Linked DNA regions of Homo sapiens: region 1 is linked to region 2. A link is a loop called in an ENCODE intact Hi-C map of the cell type or tissue named here. Cell type or tissue: Panc1. All regions are shown on one strand. Links, peaks and the distances in the headings refer to the core of each region. The heading gives the core; the rest is flanking DNA.

What was found. Peaks named below come from ENCODE experiments on the same cell type or tissue, not always from the same donor. Only the 100,000 strongest peaks of a DNase experiment are listed, where the experiment ranks them.
Region 1: it touches region 2 in a loop (4-fold over the local background); 11 of 110 quality-filtered maps call a loop at or near these places.

What each region holds. Positions count from the first base shown.
Region 1 is chr13:35,173,878-35,176,799 of GRCh38, forward strand. The region is part of intron 27 of NBEA (neurobeachin); the gene reads left to right. Among named protein-coding and RNA genes, the nearest start is that of NBEA, 230 kb to the left of the region's middle. In Panc1, for the core only: no CTCF peak of the experiment used is centred there; no DNase peak of the experiment used is centred there.
Region 2 is chr13:35,719,939-35,722,860 of GRCh38, forward strand. No RefSeq gene overlaps it. Among named protein-coding and RNA genes, the nearest start is that of LINC00445, 24 kb to the left of the region's middle. RefSeq lists an enhancer at 479-979. In Panc1, for the core only: CTCF peaks have their summits at 1,198 (motif pointing left) and 1,466; a DNase peak (open chromatin) is centred at 1,243; H3K4me3 peaks cover 285 bases.

The DNA.
Region 1 (2,922 bases), core at 174-2,673, 550 kb before region 2:
TATATTTTCACAGAATTTAATGTATGAATAATTCTCCTTTTAAATGGGTAGGCATAATAGTCAACAAAAACTCACTGAATGCCCATTCAATGAATGGAGTATTTTGAAATATACTATTAGTTTTCTTTCTAAATTAGCTTTCTTTATCATATGCTTAACTGGCCCTTGGCGTCACATCCAGTTTCATTAACATGCTTTTTGAGGTTCTGTGCCTGGTCCTTGCTTACTTCTCCAGCAGCAGCTCTCAGCCCTTTACCCTTGCTTGTGCTGTTTTAGTCATACCATAGACTTCATTCTGTTCATCAAAAGAAGCTATTTCCCCTAACTTCTCAGACTTTTATATGATTTCCTTTCCATAAAGTATTCATCCTTATTTTTTATCCAGCTAAAATCTATGTAACTACTAGGTTACCTTAAATGCTACATTTTCTCAGGAAAATGTTTTTTGACACCCTCGCTACCACCCCAGTCAGTCTAGGGTTGTTCCTTCTGTTTGTTGTTTTCATAAAATTACATAGGTCTGTTATCACTCATTACACTTGTAATTACATGTTTAATATTGATACAGTAACTTTTTGCTCAATAAGTGAAGGTATGAAATAGAAGTTTAATTCATCTTAAAAGTTCTATTGCTTTAAACTTCTGCAGATGGCAAGCAGACTGACCACATATTTATCCTATTCGTTGGTTATTTGCAGTGTTGTAACTTTTTTCTTTTTCACTACTGTCAGAGAACATTTGTAATTTGACTATATATTATTTACTGCTCACAGGACTCCATAGTGCTCTTATTTGGTTTGGGAAATTAAATACAAATGGATCATCAGTAATGCCTGATATCATTTGTGTAGGCATAGTAGACAGATAGGTACTTGAGGGCAGTGTCTATGTGTTATAGATCTTTGTAACTTCAGAGTAATTTTTTTTTTTTTTTGAGATGGAGTCTCACTCTGTTGCCAGGGTGGAGTGGAGTGGCATGATCTCGGCTCACTGCAACCTCCGCCTCCTGGATTCAAGCGATTCTCCTGCCTCAGCCTCCCAAGTAGCTGGGACTACAGATGTGTGCCACCACGCCCAGCTAATTTTTCTATTTTTAGTGGAGACGGGGTTTCACCACATTGGCCAGGATGGTCTAGATCTCTTGACCTCATGATCACTCACCTTGGCCTCCCAAAGTGCTGGGATTACAGGCATGAGCCACCACGCCCGGCCACTTCAGAGTATTTATAGCACTATGAGTACTTTGTAAAAAGAGGACAACTCTAGAATCAGACAGTTCTGAGTTTGTGTTCTGGCTTTACCACTTAACTGGTTTTGCGACCTGAGAGAAATCTCTTAAATTTCTGTGCCTCCGTTTTCTAATCTTTAAAATGGATACAAATCTTAATTTACAGAGTGTTTGTATTAATTAGACAAAAAGTGATAATAGACTGACATGCTTTGATTTCTGGCATGCAGTGAACATTCAGTTATTACTGATTTGTTCCCCTGTCTAGCAGTTTGACACTTAATATATTGTCGTGAAACGAATAAATAGTATTTTGAAGGTGACACCTTTGAGATGTAAGCACTTCAAAATAGTAATGTATTTAGTAATTTGTAGATATACTAAATAAAGTAGATAATAGAAAGTCCTTAAAGATTTTTATAACTAGTATTTCACTGATTGTAGAATATGGACAGAAAAGCCCAGTGGGAAGGAAATTGGTAGTAACTTACTTGAGCTAATCAGTATTTATCTGGCAAGAACTTTGGCAGTGAAAAATGGGTAAGTAGCGATGAATGTAAAAATACTAGGGGAAGATTTGACATTTCACAACAATGAATGGATCTGAGTGGTGTTTCTTTTTTTTTCCTTCCTGTGTTATGTGTTTCTTATGTGACATTTTAGGAAGTAAATCGAGTAATTTTTGAATGCAGTGGGAAAGTTTCTTGCAAGTTTCTTGCATGAATCCCATACCTTCATGTGACCTCATTTTTATACTGTGTGAAAAGGAACAATTACACAAGCTTCTCCTATCATGTTGTCTTTATAAGGATCAAATTAGATTAGGGGTAGAGAAATATAGAAAAGAAAATATTTCTAATCTTAAAATCTATGTTATAAATTCATTTATGCTGTAAATTATGTATTATTTTCTTTAACCATCCTGTAGTAAATATTATTAGTCTGTTATTCAGATGATGTAGCTGAAGTTCAGAGAGGTTAACTTCTCACCGATGGTCATATAGCCAGAAGTTTTGGAATTGTAATGGAAACCAAATACTATCAACCTTTAAATACTATGCTCTTTTTACTATGGCGTGCTGCCAAGGAATCAAACATTTTAATTTTGGGCTAGAATATCATGATTGACATTCATTGAGAAATAGAAGGTACCCTGTTTATTTTTCATTGTTAGAGTAACAACAAGTGCATACCTATTATGGGCTGGAATTGTATTTTGCATTATACATATTATCTAATTTAATCCATACAATTTTTAACACACTGTATAAGTGAGAAAGTACTTGATTGAGTTTCAGGGACCCTAGTTCACTTAGTAGTCTACTATGTGACTACATTACCTGAAATATGTAGATGTTTTTCCTCCAACTATAAAATGTTTTGTTGGTAACAATCTTTAATGTCTTTCAGCTTTAATGGGCTGTGACTGATTCTTTTTAATCTTACCGTTTCTAACCTTGGATAGACCATGAAATGGTTACACATACAAAATCTCATATACTAGTGTAGTATAATAATCTCATATATTATAAAAGCATGATGGATAAATGAACCCAGAGGCTCAAAGAGATTTGTTAACTAGAGGTAGAGAAATGAGGCTCAGGAAATCTTCTGAAGTCCAAGACGAATCTTTATTCTGCTATAACTTTACCTGCCTTTATGAGTCTATAGTGGTAGCTGTGCCAATAAAGAAC
Region 2 (2,922 bases), core at 172-2,671:
TCTCCACGGATGACAGAAGAGTCCTTTTGATCACACTGCCTGAGTCTCTTGTGAACAAGAATAAGAACTTGCAAAAACTCCTATAGTAAATGATAGAGATGTACTTCTCTTTCCAAAGTACCAATCATTTCAAACAAATTCTCTTGGCAGCTTGATAAAGATTTGAGTTAAAGAAGCCCTCCAAGATTGCTTTATCTATAACAGTCAGGACTGGGTGAACGCTACCTGGCTACTACAGTCAAGATTTTGGGGCCCAATGTAGGTACAACCAAATGAGCAGTCTCTCTATGTGATGAAGAATGCTGCACCAGTCTGGCTTATTTCTGATTCATTTTGTTGCTGGGCACATACCAGGTGCTGAGTAAATACCCACTGAATGAATGAATGAATGAAGCCTTCTTGATTGCCCTGGGCCAATGAAGTCTGAGCCTCTCTGGAGCCCTTTGTTGCTCTGGGGCAGTAGAACTGCTTCTCGATTGGCAGGGCCTCATGCAGCCAAGCTACTGTTGATGATTCTGGCCCAGGTATACTCAGACGTTACAGAGGACTGGCTGGATGACGTCCTTCTGGGCTGAGTCAGACAGTGCCTCATTTTATAAATGACTGGAGTACAGGTATATTCCCAGCACAATGCCTGGCTCATGTTAGGCGCTAAACAAATCTTTGATGAATTAAATGGTCATGTGCTAAAATCATGCCAGATGAACCTGATGGCTGAATGAATGAATGAATGAATGCAGAAAAAACTTCGCATCCGTCAAGGGGCAGTAGGTTGGCAATCTCTGATCTGGGCTACTTTTCACAAGGTGCTTACATTTTTAAAAACTCCCATTTCTGAAGTTTTTGAATTTCCAGTGGGAAACTCTATGTCAAGCAAGCCAGCGTGGCTAGGACTCCCAGGTGCTCAGGCCAGAGCACAGGCTGGTTCCCCGGCGCGGGGCAGTCCTCTGCTCCACAACGCACTAAGGTGCAAAAAGTGGGATGGTGAGGAGATGGGAGGAGTCTCTGATTATGCTCAAGAGATGCCTGAGGGTCGGAGAAGAATCCTGGAGCTCAGCAAACAAAATGCAGCCTAGCAGATAATGCAGGCTGAGTTGGCTGCTCCTTCAAGTTCGCTGGGGGGCTGGAAGAGGGATCCCGTTGGTCTTCCGGTCCAGTCCCTGGGGACTGGGATGATGCACGGGTGCCCTCTGGTGGTCTTCTCACCAAACTGCAGGCTCTGAATGCACGGGGGTCTCTGGCTGGGGAGTGGCCTGTCCACCCAGAGGACCAGCATCACCTGTTAGGGAAAGAAAAGAATCAATCAGGGGCAGAGGAGCCAGAGCGCCTTAATTAAGTGCCTGACATTGTGGAATGTCTTCTTAGTAAGCCTATGCCCGGTTAGTCTATGTGGATTGATTTTGTGATTACATCTTGAAGTCCGGCCGCCAGGAGCCTTGATAAAATCTTTACATCTACATTAATCAGGAAAACCAGGTAGACCCCTCGGAGTACTTTCCAGATGTGTCCGGCAGATGAAGGCCTCCACGAAGATCAGTGTTCTCGGGGTCGTCATGAATTGTCAGATCCAGTAGCCAAAAGGGGCTGAGCAGCAAGAGTGGGGGAAGGAGATCAGGGGTGGGGCTGGCATGGACATTTGGAGACCTTGCTGAGAACCCAGCAAAGCCAGGCTCTGTGGAGGGGCCACAGGCCTTCATCCCTGAGCTTTCAGCAGAGGGACACCCCCTCTCTCGAGAGTGGAGAGATGGGGTCCACACGCAGGCCACTGCCAGCTGACACTGAAGAATCTTCAGGATTCTCCCAGAGAACTGGGAATTATTTCACATATTAGAACTTATCCTTAGGGGGAAAACCAAGGCTCTTTTCATCCCCATATGCAGACAAATCATCCCATGAAGTAATACGTCTTTTAAACATGTATGTACCAGGTTATGTGTTAACATGATATATTTAACCAAAGGGATGTTAGAAAGCAGGGAATTGCATGGTTCACAGGTGGATAAGACATGTAGGTAGATGATGTCTCTCACCAAAAACCACTTGGATTCAGGATAATAATGATAACCAAGAGTGGTGGCCTATAGTCCCAGCTACTCGGGAGGCTGAGGTAGGAGGATCTCTTCAGCCCAGAAGTTCAAAACCAGCTGAGCAACATAGACAGACCATATCTTGGAAAGGAAAAAAAAATACACACAACAACAACAACAAAAAAAAAAAAACCCAAAAACGATTTCATATATTGGGTCCTCTTCAAGAATCTGGAGAAGGAAACACTTAATCCAGAGCCCAAACGATCATAGAGTTTGAACTGTTTCATCATAAAATTACAGCTTATGCCCCTATGGGTTCTTTTGTTTGTGCCTCTACAAGTGACTAAAACAGCCGTTTAAATATTGTGGATGCTTATTTTTGCAAAGGCAAAAAGCATGGGTTAAGCATGCTCCACTTACAATAATCACTCACCCATTCAACGGGTGACAAAGCTGAGGCTCTTAGGATGTGGCTGTGTGTTTCACGATAACTGCAATGAGGAAGGACAAAGCGAATCTAGCGTCCCTACATCCTTTCACAGGGAGAATGCTTCGCTGGTGCCCCCTGAATGCACAGCCACAGCAAGCACACTTTCTTCTGGCTTCTTGGAAAAGACAGGCCGCGAGAAGTGATTTCTGAGAAAAGCAATACCCCTCAATGAAAAACTGGTCATAAAACATAAAAGAGGAACTGCCCTCCTCTCACCAACAGTAATGTGCCTTCTACTGTATCCTGCCTTCTAAAGGCTTCAAATGGTAAAAGAGCCGAATTTGAAACATTTGCTGCATTGAGGCAAAATTGAGCTTAGCCAGGATCTTTATGGCTCTTATAAATATTTATACTTAATAACATCTGGGCCTGAGCTTTAGTTTCTAAGCTCACATTTGCTCA